2 separate regions of the Mus musculus genome follow, and region 2 is linked to region 1. The links are chromatin loops, found by intact Hi-C in ENCODE. Cell type or tissue: left cerebral cortex. All regions are shown on one strand. Links, peaks and the distances in the headings refer to the core of each region. The heading gives the core; the rest is flanking DNA. Region 1 holds the start of 1700029J03Rik (RIKEN cDNA 1700029J03 gene). Region 2 has its middle 15 kb from the start of Gm30695.

Region 1 (8,524 bases), core at 103-8,102:
CTCCTGGTCACCGAAGGGAAAGGCCTTCCTGCATTCATACAGCAGAAAAGGGTGAGGATGGGGCCCACCGCTGTGGTTTAACACATCCCATAAGGTTCCTGTTTCAGAAACCTTGTCCTTCAGGCATTGGGAAGTTGACCTGAAGGTGTTAGTGTCCCGGGACTCTGTCTGCAGGGCCTCAAAGAGGCTGAACCTTCTTTAAGGAAGTAGCTTTGTGATGGAAGCGAGTTTAAGCACCTCTTCTCCTTCCAACTCGCACTCCGATTAAGCTTCCCCCATACAATACAAAGTACCGAGGCCTGGGTCAGATGCGAGCTCTCTTGGTCCTTAGACATCCCAGCCTCTAGGGATATGAAGACACCTCTGTTCTTTATAAACACAGTCTTGGGTATTCCATGATAAGACACAACAGGAAAGAAGGTTGGCAGGGTGGTGTCATCTGGTCTGACACACGTGAGCTGCCATATGAAGTGGCTTAATCATCTCATGGTCCTAGAGGCTACAAGCCCAAGGTCAAGTGGATTAGCCAGGGTTCTCAGCTAAGCAGAACCCACATAGAGCAATGTGTGCACGGCGATTGGCTGTGAAGACAGGATCTCATAATATGGGGGTGGGAGGCAGCACAAGGCAGTAATTGCCAGTATGCAATCTAGACTGCAACTCGGATATGGAGGATCCAGTGTCTGAGGGTGGGAAAAGATGGGTGTCCCCACTCACAGAAAGATAAGAGGGAGTCAGCATTTCATCTGTTGGACCCTCAGTGGACTGGGTGGTGCCTGTGGGGATTGATGCGAGCTCTTTCAGTCTGTCCAAATGCTACCCTCCTGTAGATATGCTGGAAAGGTTCTACCAGCTGTGCGGTCATGTCTTCATCCAACTAAATAGGCACAAAATTAACCATCTCACAAGATGTCAGCAGGACTAGTTTCTCCTTGGCTTCTGGGTGATCAACTCTTCAGATAAGGGTCTCCATTAATGGCCTCAGTTTAATGTGACCACCTCTTTAAAGACTATTGATACATAAGGGTCACATTTTTGAGGGTTCTTAGTCCAATTTCCAGGCCTAAATAAGTTTTCCGACCCAAAATGGCAGACAGTGATCCTAAAAACCTGACAATCTCTCTTTATACACGAGCCACCGTTCCTTCGTCATCACTCTTATCCAACAAGACGAGGGCTGATGCCTGCTGGGTCCACCAGCTAAGGAACCCACCTGCTTCCCCAGGTGTCTGATGTTTTCTAGCAACATACATATTGGACAGTGGTAAATACCCACACTGGGTTTTCTGGTGTGTTCTGGTGTGTGAACAGGGCTTGGGGAAGGTTTTATTTAGAACACTTCTAGCCCAAGCCATAATAATTTCCCATCCTGGGGCAGGGGCAGGGGCAGGGGCAGGGCCAGGGCCAGGGGCAGGGGCAGGGGCAGGGGCAGGAATCAGAATCTGTAAAGTGTAGAATAATCCCTAGCATCAAGGCTGCACACAGGCAGCCCCTACCCAACCACTTCTTGATTAAACAGTCTGCTCACTCCCTATGGGAAACAGATGGGTCCTGGGAGATCATATAGTGTCCACTGAGACAAGTAGCCCCCAGCTGCTGCAAGGCCTCCTGCCAGACGCTCCGTCCTCACAGATCACAGGCTCAGGTACATGGCGTGCAGCCTTTGATCTGGGGGAGCAAGTTCTTTTCATCTCTGCCAAAAACAAGGGTCAGGGACCATCATATTTGCTCAGAAGAGACAATAGTATTCCCTTACAGTGTTGATCCAGGGCTGTGTTAATACCCTCCCTGCCCCCTGTCATAATATAGTCTGAGGAGACAAGACCCAGCTGAGCCACTGAAGAATGGCAGCCTGGAGAAGATATCATGTGAACCAGACGTGGCAAAAATGGTAAGTCACACTCGTGCAATAAAAAAAGTAATGTTGCTGGGGATTTGAGAGCCCAGCCATCACTTATAAAAGGTCTGGGTTCCAGGGCATGCTGGGGCACCTTAGCCAAGGGGAAGAACAAATTACTGCCTCTTGGTCTTCCTAGACAGAGGATGTACCACACCTAGTCGATTCCTTTGGGGTCTGAGAGACACTGACTTCCCAGCAGGGAACACTTTTCATACCCTATAACCCGATAACAATACAGAAGATGCCAGTTCGGATGGGAGAGGAAAGAGTGGAAAGGGTCCACAGAAGGTCCAGGCTACAGGGCAAGTGGCCGGCCCCAGTAGCTCCTCCCTGTGATCCAGCGGCCCTCGTGATAGAAAGTATCGCGGTGAAGCCAGCACAAGAACTGTGGAGTTTGGGGGATCTGCTGTAGGACTACGACAACCAAGAACAGAATTCTGGTATACCAGTGTGGGAGAAGAGGATGGGTCCTGTCGGTGCACATTCCTGATGGCGGTTTCCTGTATTCAAACGTACATGAACAGAGACACACTTCCTTCCTTTCTAAAAATAAATAGGTATTAGAGAAACGTGGCAAGTCGGCGGCATGGTGGGAGATCGTAGAAACTGGAAAGTTGTGGCAAGGGCTATAGAGCACTAAAGAGAAAGACTCCAAGCCTGCTCGTGGCAACTGGAAGAGGTGGAACACCCAGCCATGGCCAGTCACTCAGTGACCGCAAAGCCACACAGCTGGGCAGCCCCAGCAGCATCCATTGTCAGATGGAGGCTATGATAGCTTATGTTTGTTTTGTGGCTATAACTAAATACCAGAAGCTGGATAAACCTATAAAGGGCAAATATTTGCTTTATTCAGTAGAGACTGGGAAGTCTCAAGATCAACAGGTCGTCTCCTGGGCATCCAGTCCCTGGTCCCACACCAAAAGTTCAGAAATGGAAGGTCTGCATGCAGATCTCAGAAACTTCGTATGGAGATCTTTGGGCAATTCTGGTAATACAGGTCCTTAAGCCAGCGTCTCTGAGATCCCTGAGGCCGTAACAAATGACAAAACAGCAGATGCCAACACACAGGATGCTGAGTGCTTGAACACAGAGCTACTCACTCTCTGCTGAACTGTAGAACTCTTCATCTTGTTTTATGGCTGAGAAAACTGAAGCTAAGTCAAATCCCAAGGCCGTAGAACAGCCAATGATAAGAGTCAGTATTTGCACTTGACCTAACTCTAGATGCTTAGCCAGGAGGCCGTAGTCAAGAAAACTCTTGAAGGCAGTTAAGGAAAGAGAAGGGGGCTGAGAAATCTATAACCCAAGAGGCACTTGCAGCTCACAGGACCAGTTTACCTACAAGGAAGGCAATTAGTTTTGCCAAGTAACTTTTGCAGCGCGGCAGCCACTTGCAATAGCGCATGAGCGCCACCTAGTGGCCACAAAGAATTGCTGATACAGTAACCTCTGCCTGAGATCACCCAGGATCTGCTCAGTACAGACTCAGCTACTAAAGCTTAGCAGACGCAAGGTTCTAGATCCAGGAGGAGAAAGTCCTTCACTTTTAGAAGAGGTTCTTAAAATACAGTTTGATTTTAAAAATGAAAATAGCTACAAAAAGCACAGCCAGTGGGAATGATAGCACTAATAAATGAAAAAAAAAAAAGCCATATGCAAATCATTGGTGTGTGTGCTTATAAAGAACTTAGTGCAACTATAACTAACACTGTGTCCTGACTGGTCACTCCTGAGTCTTTAAGATGCCATCCTGCTGCCACTGTTACCCTAGGAGACCTCTGGGCCCCTTGACAAGATGAAAGGGGCAGAGGCATTTTGACGCCTCTCTACCCCATTTCCTTCCAAGGTCTACTGGACCCAGATGAACAAAGGAGTTGGAGACTTGTTTTGGCATGATTGACAGGTGCATGAACCATGCTAAGTAAAGGAAAATAGACACAACTAGACTGCAGAACATTCCTTTTAAATAAAATACCCAGGATGGGTCAACTGTTGAGTTTTAAATACACATAGTATGTACATGTGATATACACACACATCATACAGTGTATATACATGCATTATGTCATATCTTAGTCTTTTAGATAAGAGTATATGGGAATGTGGTAGTGAGTTCTTGGAACACCAGCTTAGCTGGATTAAGGAAGTCTGATGATGGATAAAGCATGATTATTCTTTAGCTCTATCACTGATATGTAGCCCCCCACCCCCACCCCTGCTTTGTGGGCTCTGAGCCTTTTCTCTTGTGCTGAGGGAAGGCCCCAGTGTCTGGCATCCCGTAGGAATCACTGAGCTGCCAGTCTGTGAGAAAGTTCCAGAAGACTTCCCTGATTTCATAGCTTGGGTGGAGCCGGCTTGCCCTCAGTGTGGGTGGACTTTATGCAGTCGTCATGTCCCAAATGGAACAAGAGGTGGGAAGGTGCCATTTGGGCTATCCTCTGCCCCAAGATATCAGGACTATGGGCTGTGAACTTCAGGATTCACACCAGAGACTCCAGGGCTCTAGGACAGGGCTCTCAGCCTCAGACTGACAGTTATACCATCCACACCTCTGCAGGTCTCCGGAACCTCTGAACTTGTGATTGTCATACAACTGACTTCCCTGGCCCTCTATCTGTGTATCACAGCCTCTCCTAGGCTCCCTAATTGAGAGAGCAAATTCTCTAAGTTATTTCCCATAACTCCTTCTCTCTCCTAAATAGAGATGGATAATGGCAGATAGAGATAGATTGGTGATAGATAGATAGATAGATAGATACATACATACATACATACATACATACATACATACATACGATAGGTAAATAGATAATAGTTATGGTAGATGATATAGGTGACTATAGATATAGATAGATGAAAGATAGATGATAGATGATAGATATAGCTAGATGATAGATAGATAGATAGATAGGATAGATACATATAGATGATAGATAGATGATAGATGGATGGATGATAGATGGATGGATGGATTAGGTAGACAGACAGACAGACAGACACAGATAGATGATAGATAGATAGATAGATAGATAGATAGATAGATAGATAGATAGATAGATAATGGATGGATGGATGGATGGATGGATGGATGGATTAGGTAGGTAGGCAGACACAAAGATAGATAGATAAATAGATGATAGATAGATAGATAGATAGATAGATAGATAGATAGATAGATAGATAGGATAGATAGATAGATAGATAATAGATGGATGGATGGATGGATGGATGGATGGATGGATGGATGAGGTAGGTAGACAGACAGACAGAGATATAGATAGATAGATAGATAGATAGATAGATAGATAGATAGATAGATAGATAGATAATGGATGGATGGATGGATGGATGGATGGATGGATTAGGTAGGTAGACAGACAGACAGACAGACAGATAGATAATGGATGGGTAGATAATAGATAGCAAGGGAGACAGATAGACAATACACACAAAGGTAACACAGACAGAGGAGGCATGGGGACAGGGTGAGAAATAACCGTTTGTTGACATCTCCATCTCCAACGGGGGCCTTGTCTATTCATTTAGGGACCCTTGGCTACTCTGCCGCCTTCCTTCAAACAAGGCTGATAGAGACAGAGTGTTAAATAGATTATGCGTTGGTGGCTGGGATAGAAAGATAGAACTCATCTTCAGCAATGAAGTGTTAGAGAATCAGCTAGAAAACAAACTGGTCAGACTTGACGTTGCTGCTGCGTGAAGCAGGCTTCCGGCCATGCGTGGAGGAGGTCGGACCCCTCTAGGATGCTTCCAGCCTCAGGGTCCTGGCATGAGAAACCCAGTCTGGGAGCATCCAGGGCTTCCTTCATCTGTGGACCTTTCTCTCCAACATCAGAAGGAACCCGGCAGTTGGCCAACAGGCACACATTCCAGACACACACCCAGCTAATGAAAACCACACACAGGCGGGAAAGGAGATGAGCATTACCTGCGCCACGGACAATCTGGAACGAGGGAGGCAGATGGAAAATCGCCTCAGGGACTTTACTCAGAATCTGCTACATCTAAGCAGGAATCGAGTTTCTCAAAAATAAAACCGTTCTGTTTACAAACATACTGTTTTTGCCAAAGAGAATTCTTTATTTTAGGTGCTTTGGGAAAACTGCAGAGTCCTTGAGTTTAGGGCCAAAGACGCCCAAAATGTTGCAATCCTAAACCTTTGGCCGTGACAAAAACATGTTTGCAAGTGGAAACTTTTCGGTGTGGGGCTTCTCCTGCTGTTTTGTTTGGGTGTGTGTTTGCTTGCTTGCTTGGTGCCAAAGGATTTCCTCCAAGGCTTCCCAGAAGCAGGGAGCTGGGGTCAGCACTCCTTGGTGTGTTGGCCTCCGGCCACTTGTGCCCCTCCTCAGACAAACTGAACAGTTTGAGAAGGGGGAAAAAAAGTCAGCTTGGGGAGCTATTGTCTCCCTGCCTCCAAAGTAGTTGGGAATTTTTGTTTGTTTTACTGCTGTTGTTTTGCTTTTGTTTTTTAAGATTTCCTTGTTTTATGTATGTGAGAACATTGTTGCTGTCTTCAGACACACCACAAGAGGGCATCAGATCCCATTACAGATGGATGTGAGCCACCATGTGGTTGCTGGGAATTGAACTCAGGACCTCTGGAAGAGCAGTCAGTGCTCTTAACCACTGAGCCATCTCTCCAGCCCCTTCAAGTGTGTGTGTGTGTGTGTGTGTGTGTGTGTGTGTGTGTGTGTGTGCCACATGCAAGGCTTTTTTGGGTTTTTGGGTTTTTGGTTTTTTTGCTGTTGTTGTTGTCGTTTGTTGTTGTTTGTTTTTTGTTTTGTTTTGTTTTTTGATTTTTTTGTTTTTTTACCCTTGGTTCTGGCAATCTAGATTCAGGTCCTCATTGTTGCATCCAGCACCCTCCCAACCCTGCCTTTAGGGGAGAATTGGATGTCCACAGTTGACTCTCCATTAGCCAGCCCTTCCCTTTCCACCTCTCGGCTATACCAGTGACAGTTTCATATATTTACAATGGCTCTTGGCCTATCAAAACCAGGCATTGAGGGAGGCCCAGCCCCTCAAATAGATCCTCATGGGAGGCAGGGACAATGGCTGTGCCCTCAGCCTCTGGTTCACTCTGAGTGTGCTGGAAGCCGCTCGCTCATTCTGCTCTTTGCCTCTCAATTGGTCGCTCTGAGAGAATAAGGAGTCCAAGCAGCACACCCAACACAGGACAAAGACAAACCGAAGCAGGAGACCGGGGGCTGGACCTGATGGAGTACTGAGGCCAACACAGGGCTCAGGGCGGCACTCAGCCTAGACGGGCAGCTGAGAGAGAAGAGAACGGCACCCAAGTAAGTCCTGAGAGTCCAGGGGAACCGAGTTCAAGGGCCACCGTGGTTACCTGGGTAGCAGCGGGCTGTGCACCAGCATCACACGGCACTCCACCGTCATCCATCTTCTCTAGAGCGACGCCCAAACTCCCTCAAACTCCCTCTGAGTTCAGTGAGGACCTCAGCGCCTCGTGAGCCAAACATGATGAGCCCATCTTGAGAGTCAGAAAGGGCGTTCCGTCCCCGTGCCCCCCCCCCCCACCTCTGTTCCTTGTGATCCGTACTACCTCTGAGTCAGGACTGTCCTGTGTCTTCGACCACACGGGGACGGGGACTGTGCTTTCTGCCTACAACACTCTACTTACATCGGCCTAACTTCTGCTCGTTTTCAGACCATTTCAGACAGCCTGTGGGTCACCAGGTCTCCTCCTCCAGGAAGCCCCATGCTTTCGCCAGCAGCAGTGATTCCCACTGGCCAAAATAACAATACATTAAAGAGACCTCAAAGGTAAGCAATGGTGTTGACATCAGAAACTGGTCGCCTCGGAATCCAGCGATGAGGTCACCCCTAGGCAACAGGGACGCTCATGCGTCTGTTGCCATGGCAACCGCCACACATCATTCCCCCCCCCCCCCCCCAATGTGCGCCTCACCTGCGCACTTCACCTGCGCACCTGATATTCATGGTTACATCCCGGCCTGAATAAAAGGCAGGGCCCCAGACCCCTCTCCCCTTCTTTGTTCCCCTCATTCCTCCTCCTCACCCCCTCTTTCCCCAGTAAATCTCTTCTCATAGAGCTGTGCTGCTGTGGTGTGATCTGTCCAGATACAAGCCACCTTCTAACACAACAGTTGGGCAGTGGTACCACGCGGCCAGCAGGCCAGCAAGAACCCTGTCCCTTGGGAGAGCTTCAGCTGCTGGGTGGTAGCGAGATGTCTGTCACTGTTGTGGGTGGTAGCGAAATGTCTGTCACTGTGGCAGACGCTACATTTCTAGAAACGTGAGTTTTCCTCTCTGCCTCTCCAGCCTGAAGGGAGGAGCATCCAGATCTCTGCCTCCGCCAGAAATCCTCTTACAGGATGTGAGTGTTGGGGGAGGGGAGGCATTCGGTAATTTCCCTCTCTACCTTGCTGCCCTGAGACAGCATCTCTCTGAATCAGAATCTGCTGCTTTGAGCAGGCTGGTTTGTTCCACACTCTCTGCATTGGCCCGTCTCTGCCCCCAGTGCTGGGCCTGAAAACACTGGAGTTTTTGTACAAATATCAGGGATCAGGAGTCAAGTTCTCATGCTGGCCTCTCACCCAGTGAGCCGCTCCTCGGGCCCTCCCC
Region 2 (8,524 bases), core at 294-8,293, 91 kb after region 1:
AATATGCATCTCTGCATCCACAGGTCACAGGCCCTGATTAGACAATGTCTGCAACTTAATCAAGTTGAATGGACAAGACCAAAGACAAAGGATTTTTCCCTCTATGAAGTGCAACTTGTCCAGGCTTTCTCCGTCTGGCCCCGCTAACATCTGGAGCAGGCGAGTCTCTGCCTGCCTGTGCATTGCACTATTTCATAGCACCAACATTGCACTGTGAATCTTAGTCATGTTCTGCCTCAATTGCAGCAATAAAAACTGACGCCAGCATCAGGCATCATCAAATACTCTGTAGGGAGTCAACATCAACACACACACACACACACACACACACACACACACACACGAAAAACAATGACTCAAGCTCATGCAAAGGATCAGACAGGAACAGGGAAAGCAGGCAAACAGGGCCATGCACTATAATTTACTGTAGCTTCAGATGCTGATATGTTAGAGAGAGATGAAGTACTGGACTCACGTTTCAACCAAGGCAGTGTATGACGAGTGCCATGCATGGCTGTTGACTGTGAATGTGTTTGTGTGAGAGCCATGTGTGGCTGTTGACTGTAAGTGTTTTCATGTGAGAGCCACGCACAGCTGTTGACTGTGAATGTGTTCCTGTGAGAGCCCTGCATGGCTGTTGACTGTGAGTGTGTTTGTGTGAGAGCCATACATGGCTGTTGACTGTCAGTGTGTTTGTGTGAGAGCCGTAGATTCCAGACAGGAGCAGCAGCCTCACTGCCTTACCAATGCCTCAGCCATCCTGTGATGTGAACATCTTCACACCACAGAATTTCACATGTAAAGACATAGCACGGGATAGCCTGTGCCTGGGCACCAGACAGTCTCTGATACACTCCATCTTCATTATTAATTTACTCATGAGTGGGGTGAGTTGGAAAAGGCAGGGAAGATGCTATGTAGGAACCTGAAGTTCACCTTAAAGGGAAAAGCCGAATGTACGTGTCACACTAAAACCCTCCAGAGGGCTGGCGAGGAGCCTGCTGGTGAAGCTTGCCTCACACGCAACAAGACCCGAGTTCTAATCCCAGAAGCCACGTAAAAAGCCCAACATGGCAGAGTGCACTTATAATCCCAGTGCCCAGGAGGACGAGACAGGAGGGCCCTGGCAGCTTGCTGGCTGGTCAGTCTAGCTGAATCAGTAAGCTCTAGGACCAGCGGGAGACCCTGTCTCAAAAAATAAGTCTGCTGAGATGACCTAGCAGGTCAGAATGCTTGCCATCAAGCCTCATGACTTGAGTTAAATCAATAAATAAGAGTTAAAAATAAAGTTGGGAACAATTGAGGAAGATACCCAACATGGACGGCTGGCCTCTGCATGCAAGTGTACCAAAACACACACACACACACACACACACACACACACACACACACACACACATACACCACACCCCCCTTTAAGCATCTGAAGCACACAAATAATAGTAGGAACTGTAATACTACATGTGCTAATTCCTACGTAAACCGTGAGAACACAGCCCGCCTACGTGTCTCGTTTCTACACCCAGAAGAACGCAGAGCCCATTTCAACACCCAGGGCCCTATTAACTTTGATAGAGCATTTTCGCCATCTAGTGGTAGCTTTGAGAGTTGTCTCCAAAATGCACATCCACTGTGAACTTAAGAGACCTCCAAACTGATGCTCAGCTGGTGCCAGATTTTTGTAATTTTGAAGGGAGGAAAACTAGTATATCATTTAAAAGCTGAGTGACTTCGAAACAAAAATAAACCAAATCAATATTTTCATCTTTAAAATATTCCCAGACAAGTAAATGTCACTAATTCTCAGAAATATTTTTAAGTGTGTCATAGTGTGTCATCTCGGAGACAGAGCACAGCAGGAAACCGAAGTCAAGGGTCAAAGAAGGGAACAGTAGGATGCAAAGGTCATTGTCACATCTCATAGGAGCCAGAAAAGAGGATTACATAATTATATTGAAAATATATATGCACACATATAAGAAATATATACATGCAATCTAAGATTAAAAGTGTTATCCCTGAAAAAATATTATCTGAGATAAAATGTTAAATTCATCTAAAGATAGACTGGATGCACCAAACTCAGATGTAGCTAGGTAATTGTGTTGATAAAAAAACATCTCTCTTTAGTACCCAGAGACGGGGCTCCAAGTGCTCGCTGCTCCTGCAGAGAAGTGGAATGTGTTGCTCAGCCTGAGGGATGACGTCAGCTAGTTCCAGGGATCAAACGCCCTCCTCTAGATGTTGCAGTCACTGCACATATTGGGGCACATACGTATGTGCAGGCAAGACACCATACATATAAATACAAATACATCTTTTAGAAATATTTTTTCAATCACATTTTTTGTCTTCGTATCTTTTTTTTTTTTAAGACAATGTCACTGTGTAACCCTGGCTGGCCTAGAACTCTCTATGCCAACCAGGAACTCACAAGAGATGTGTCTGCTCCTGAGTGCTAGGATTGATGAAAGGTGTGGGTGTGTGCCACCAGGCCTGACCTTTCTCCAATACCTTTCTTTTTCCAGTATAATGATCTTGTGTCTCTATTTCTCAAGCACTTTAGCTGTTCTCTTCCTTTCCATAATAATGTCATGGGAAATGCCCAGTTTCACTTGTTAATCTGACACACACTTGCCAAACGGCTCCTACATGCCAGGCATTGGAACGCCACAGGGTCTGGAAAGTGCCCTGTTCTGATGGGCATCCTGTAACTGGGAGGACAAGTGGCCCAGAAGCAAATATGTCACAAGTGATCCCCACAGGGCAGACCATTGTCTCACCTGATTCCCTGAGCACTGTGCGATGTGTCTTATTCCATCACACAGAGGATGAAAGCTCAGCCTAAGAACAGTGATGGGATCCAAAGTCAGATCTGGCTTCTCCAGGTTCCACCCTAACGACACCCACACATTTTCCTGTAACCTTTCTACAGTCAATGTAGCCAGCACACACTTGTGGCCAGGTATGGGTAGGGGATAATGCCAGGCCCTGGAGGTGCAGATAGGAATCAGGTCCTACCTCCACCAACAGAGGCAGCCTGCTCCAATTGGATCATGCAGTTGCAAAGTGCCCAAGAGCACACTTGCCAGAATTTATTCAAATTCAGCTACAACATACTGGGAGAATATTAACTCTAATTTAAACTTTTAATAAGAGTCTAGTTTGGAGGCTGGAGACGTGGCTCGGTGGTTTGGAGCACCTGCTGCTCTTCCAGAGGACCAATATCTGGTTCCCAGCACCCTCATGACAGCCCAGAATCATCTGTAACTCCAGTTACAAGAAATCCAACACTCTCTTCTGGCCCCTGTGGCTTCCTGCACACATGTGATACACATTGCACACATGTGATATACATGCATATATTTAGGCACATGCACACACAAAAAATAAGTATTTTTTAAAAGAATAAGTTTGATTTGTCAAAGAAAGTTATCTATTGATTCTGTGGTTTACTTGTACAAAAGAAAGATTAAGTTAGGGTCAATTTGTATTCTGTAGGGGTTTTCTCCCGTTTTATTTAGAGCCATAATGGAGCCAATTGCTAGGATTTTCAGGTCATCAAACAGCAACTGAAGTGGAACCATTGCCTCTGTGCTGAGAGGCTCAGTGCTGCGGAACACTGTGTTATGAATGCTAACAAGAGACACAACACTGCAGCAAATGAAAGGCAGAGCTTCTGAGGAACCCATGCTCCCCAACCCAAGATTGCCTTCCCGTGCTCCTCAATCCAAGACTGCCTGCCAGTGCTCCCCAACCCAAGACTCCCTGTGCTCCCCAGCCCAAGACTGCCTGTGCTCCCCAGCCCAAGACTGCCTGCCAGTGCTCCCCAATCCAAGACTGCCTGCCAGTGCTCCCCAACCCAAGACTGCCTGTGCTCCCCAACTCAAGACTGCCTGCCAGTGCTCCCCAACCCAAGGCTATCTCTTACAAACACCCTGACCAATGATCATGGATAGCCGAGCAGTGCAAGTCAGTTGTTAGGCCAACTACTGCCAAGCATTTCCTGGCAAAGCTTTGCTTCTCTTTCTGGTCTGAGATGCGTTGTTTGCTTGGTGAAATCCAAAGACATGAGAACCTCCTATGGTAAATGTTGATATAAGGAAAATGTCCTAGGTGACCAGCCGTATTTATCAAGGTATTATTTCCACCACCTGCATGGAGTTTACCAAGTAGGCGGGGTAGGGTCGCTATCTTGTGTGCGTTCAGCTTGAGTTGCCTGGATACCATGTCTTGGGCTCAACAGGGAACATAAATCTAACTGTGCCTCTCTTTACTTCAGCCATAGGAATTCCAAGTTAGATCATATCACCGGGCCACGTGAGCAAGCCCTATGCATTCTAACTCTCCGTGTGGCTTGCCCAAGCTGCCCTCTGCAACCAAAGGCAGGAAGCATCCCAATTAAAAAGATGTCTTAGAGTCTCATCATACATGGGCAGCTTTCAAGACTTCCTCCCTTCTCAGGCCTCGGTTTGAGGTCAATCACTTCTAATTGCTGGCGATAGAAAGGAGTTGATTGCTAATTCCCTTTCTGTAGCTAAATTGCTGGCACATGTTAATAACATCCTCGTAAGTTCCATTTGTGGTCGGCCATCAGGACCCATTAATTCTAAGATATGTTTGGCTTCCATAAACCAAAAACAGAGAGGGAATTTGGGGGAAAAAATCAGCCTAGAAAGGGGCATGGCTGTACATTCCATAGTAGAGATAAAACTTTACAGTTGTCACTACTGAGAAACCTTAAAATACTACCAAAAACTGTGAGAAAAAGTGTGTGTGTGTGTGTGTGAACATGAATGTGCCTGTATGTGCATGCATGTGTGTATGTGAATATGCAGGCATGCATGTACGTACATGGGCACCTGTGCGTGTATCTAGAGTGATCTGCTGTTGCCTAATTCTGCTCCTGGGTAGAGTGGGTGGAGATGGTAAGAAGAGGCTGCTGTAACCGATGACTGGTAGCAAGCTCAGCAGCAGAGAGCAACTGGGGGGGTGGGGAGGGCAGGAACTGCAGGGAGCAGAGGCAGCTGGGCTGAAAGGGGAAGCTGAGACAATGCAGAGTCAGGCCTTGGATGAGGGAAGGCTGCAAAGAGTTAAAGTTAAGAGGCAGCAGCAAAAGTTGATGCCAGCTGCTGCTATGAGCTAAGGGTCCCAACATCCAGAGCTTAAGAGATATGACCTGACCCACGGAATCCTGCTGCTATGATCCATACACGAGGGTGGTCCCACTGTCTGGGCCCAGGGCAGGAAGCCTCCCAGCCTGCGCCTCTTGTGGGGAGCTTGGGACTATATGCCCAGTCGTGGGGACCCAGATCTGGAACTCAGAGCTATATGCCTCTGGGTCTGTTAGTCCAGCCTACATCTGGGACAAAGAGACCCAGAAGTCCCACCGCCACTGTTTGCTTACTTACAATTTTAGCCTAAGAGGAGCAAAGGAACCCAGACTGTGCATCGGTAGCAGAAGAGAAAAGCCCACTCACCCCTGTACACTTTTTTTTGTAATTTTTTATGAGCCTATGATTATTCCCAAACATAAGGTTAAAGACAAAATAGAATGAGTTCCATGCAACCTGCTTTGTAACTTCACCGAGGTAGTGGGGACAGGTGCTTACATTCTCTGTCATACCCAACTTTCTGACCTCGCTACTGTCTACCCGGAGCCACTTCAGGAATCTAATTATGACTAGATGTTCCTCTTGGCTCCCTTCTAACCATTTACAAGCCAGATCACTGTGCATCCTCTCCAGAGACAGCTGGTCAGGACGAATATTGTAGCAGCTTGCACAGTTTCTCCCCGTCTCCCACACACAGGCCTCCCTAACCCCAAGCTATCACTACACTAAGCTGGATCATGGGCCAGGAGGAAATGCTTTGTTGACAGGCCAGTTGTCCCCTCAAGACTTCTGGTCAGCAGTAAAGCCCAGGGCATGCACACCCAAGACCACAGGCAAAGAACCACAAGCCAACATTTTCTGTCACCACATCCAAAGTATCTTCCTGTTATACAAAGAAGCAAGCCACCACACCACTGCCACCACCACATTCCTGATACCACCATACTGTCACCACCACATGGCCAGAACTGTACAAAGTGCACTTAATCAACAGAAAATATCTTCGTGTTATAACACTGGGATAATTTCTCATCCCTCTAAACTATCCCCACCCCCAGAGAATGTCTGACAGGACTGACTGGTTGGAGTTAAACAACCAGATTCAGATTTTCAAACAAACAAGCGAGCAACTATTCAGCTTCTTGAGAGTCTGAGTGGATGGCAGACACCACTGTGGAGCAAGAAGAGGCTCTGCACCAGGAGGTGGAGTTGAGTCGGGACCGTGGAACATGATGGTATGGGGTGTGTGCTCCTCCTACCCTGGTCCATCCGACCCTGTGCTCTGCATCCTGCTTGCTGATACCATTCCCCACAGAGAAAGAAAATCTTAAAGAAATGTTTAAGAAGAGGAGCCCTCAGATTCCCACAACTCCACACTTGGCACTTTCAGTGAGTACTGTAAAGACAAATGAGGGGCAGAAATTCAGGGGGAACAACCCGAGGGGCCGCGCCCAATACACCCAACTGCCAGGAAGAAAAGAAGTAGAAACCAGCTTTCACTGCCTTCTAAACACGAGTGTGCAAGAGAGGGAAGGAGAGAGAATTCACGTTGTTTGTCTTAAATATGACACGGCCAGACTCTGTCTGGTCATTGGGCAGCTGGGGGGTGGGGTGGGGAAGACACAGGAGACACACAGAGAGAGACATCCCATCCTGTCTCCATTGCTTGTTTTAGTTTGGTTTGGTTTGGTTTAGTTTGGTTTGGTTTGGGTTTTTTTGTTGTTGTTGTTTTGTTTTTTGTTTTTGTTTTCTTAGCAGAAAGATGTGTGTGTTGGCAGAGCATTTTCCAATCAAACTCAGACTTACACTCCCAGCCAGTAGTTGGGTAACAGTAAGACAGTCAGGTCGGCAGCTGGACAGAGATAAAAGAAGCAGGTGAGAGATGTTGTCCTTTTGGAGAAAGACCACAGAGTTCCGGGACTGAGCGAGTGCGAGGACACGCCTCCATGTTTAACACAGACCCAGACTACAGAAACAGGCCCCTCAGACGGCCACACTTAGCCTGACCCTAAGCTGATAAGTTCTCATTTCAAAGGTGACTCATAGAACACTGTCTCCAGAAAGAAATTCGCTCGGAAACGTGAGCCAATCATAAACAAAGGGCCCAGCTGGCACTTGAATGGGCCAGTGCCTCAAATGGGGCGTAGGATTTAGTCAAAATATCAAAGGACTTTAAAGCAAGCAGTTCACCTTGAAGTGGCTGTGGATGTGACCTGAGTCCCAGATGGAGATGGGCGGGTGTCAGAACTGGGTCCCACAGCAGCTGGAGGCAAGTCCACTGGAGCAAGCTCAGCGCAGGCATCTCCTTGCTCCCTCAAACTTCAGCCATAGAGAAGGAAAACAGGCATATCTCCATTGCTAAAACGGAAATTACCAGTGCTCATACTTCCGAAAGCGCTCACTATACACAGAGAAATGGGGGAGGGGCAGACGGAGAGGTGGGGAGAGACAGAGGCAGAGGGGATTTCTGCAATGCCAACTTTGGCCTTAGGGGACACAGTGGGTGGGACAAGCCAGGGCCATGGGTGTGAGTCAGGACTCTGCCTGATGCTTTCCTATCTCTGCATCTCTTCATTGGGAATAAAGTCAGGTGGCCTCGCTGCCTCAGGAAGCCGCTATGCAAAGCCAGGTTCCACTGCAACTCCTAAAACACAGAAAGGCAAACTGAGTCTGCAGCCCCAGAGAAAAGAGCCTGACATTCAACTCAGCCTGCCCTTTGGTTCTTGAGAGGTTTTGTTTTACAGGGGTTGGGGCATTTACATCCTAACCTGTTTCTCTTGCTCTTGTGTTAAGAGTCTAAGGTCTGGCTTACCTAGCCTAGGTCAGCCTTGAACTCCCGGTCCTCCTGCTTCAGCCTTTTGAGAGGCGAGATGACAAATGTGTACCTTGAGACTGGGAAGGCGGCTCTACATTTCGGAGCACTTGCTGCCTTCCCAGCACCCAGCTCCGGTGGCTCACAACCTACCTACAGCTCCAGCTCCCATGGATCTGAGGCCTCTGGCCACAGGCACCTGCGGTCATAGGCACTCACAAGCAGACACACACCTACAACTATTTAAAAATAATAAAAATATTTAAGTGGATCTTTGTGACAAGCTATCTAACCATTTTCAGTGTGCCCTTCAGTAGTGTTGAGTACATCCCACCATCGTACAACCATTAGCACAACTACATATCCAGGGCTCTTTCTGTTTTGTAAAACTGAAATTACAATCCATCAAAGAGTACACCTCGCACACACCCGCAACACTCAGACCCCATCAAAATACCCAAGCACTCACACACAGCACACACCAAAACTCACATACACCCTAACACTCATAACATACACCCCAATTCGTGTGGACCCCACAGCTCTCCAACCTCCGATGTTCACACCACCCAACTCTCACCCCTCAACATGCTCACAT

What was found. Hi-C counts contacts between places; a loop is a spot of excess contacts. Peaks named below come from ENCODE experiments on the same cell type or tissue, not always from the same donor. Only the 100,000 strongest peaks of a DNase experiment are listed, where the experiment ranks them.
Region 2: a loop joins it to region 1, with 4 times the contacts of the local background. A loop is called at or near these places in 8 of 42 quality-filtered maps.

What each region holds. Positions count from the first base shown.
Region 1 is chr16:93,451,134-93,459,657 of GRCm38, forward strand. It overlaps 1700029J03Rik (RIKEN cDNA 1700029J03 gene), which reads right to left and starts at 7,739. Exons shown (of 3, transcript NR_040494.1): 1 at 7,560-7,739. In left cerebral cortex, for the core only: CTCF peaks have their summits at 3,327 (motif pointing left) and 6,426 (motif pointing right); DNase peaks (open chromatin) are centred at 3,304, 5,817 and 6,111.
Region 2 is chr16:93,542,348-93,550,871 of GRCm38, forward strand. No RefSeq gene overlaps it. Among named protein-coding and RNA genes, the nearest start is that of Gm30695, 15 kb to the left of the region's middle. In left cerebral cortex, for the core only: a CTCF peak has its summit at 1,615 (motif pointing left); DNase peaks (open chromatin) are centred at 1,578 and 3,633.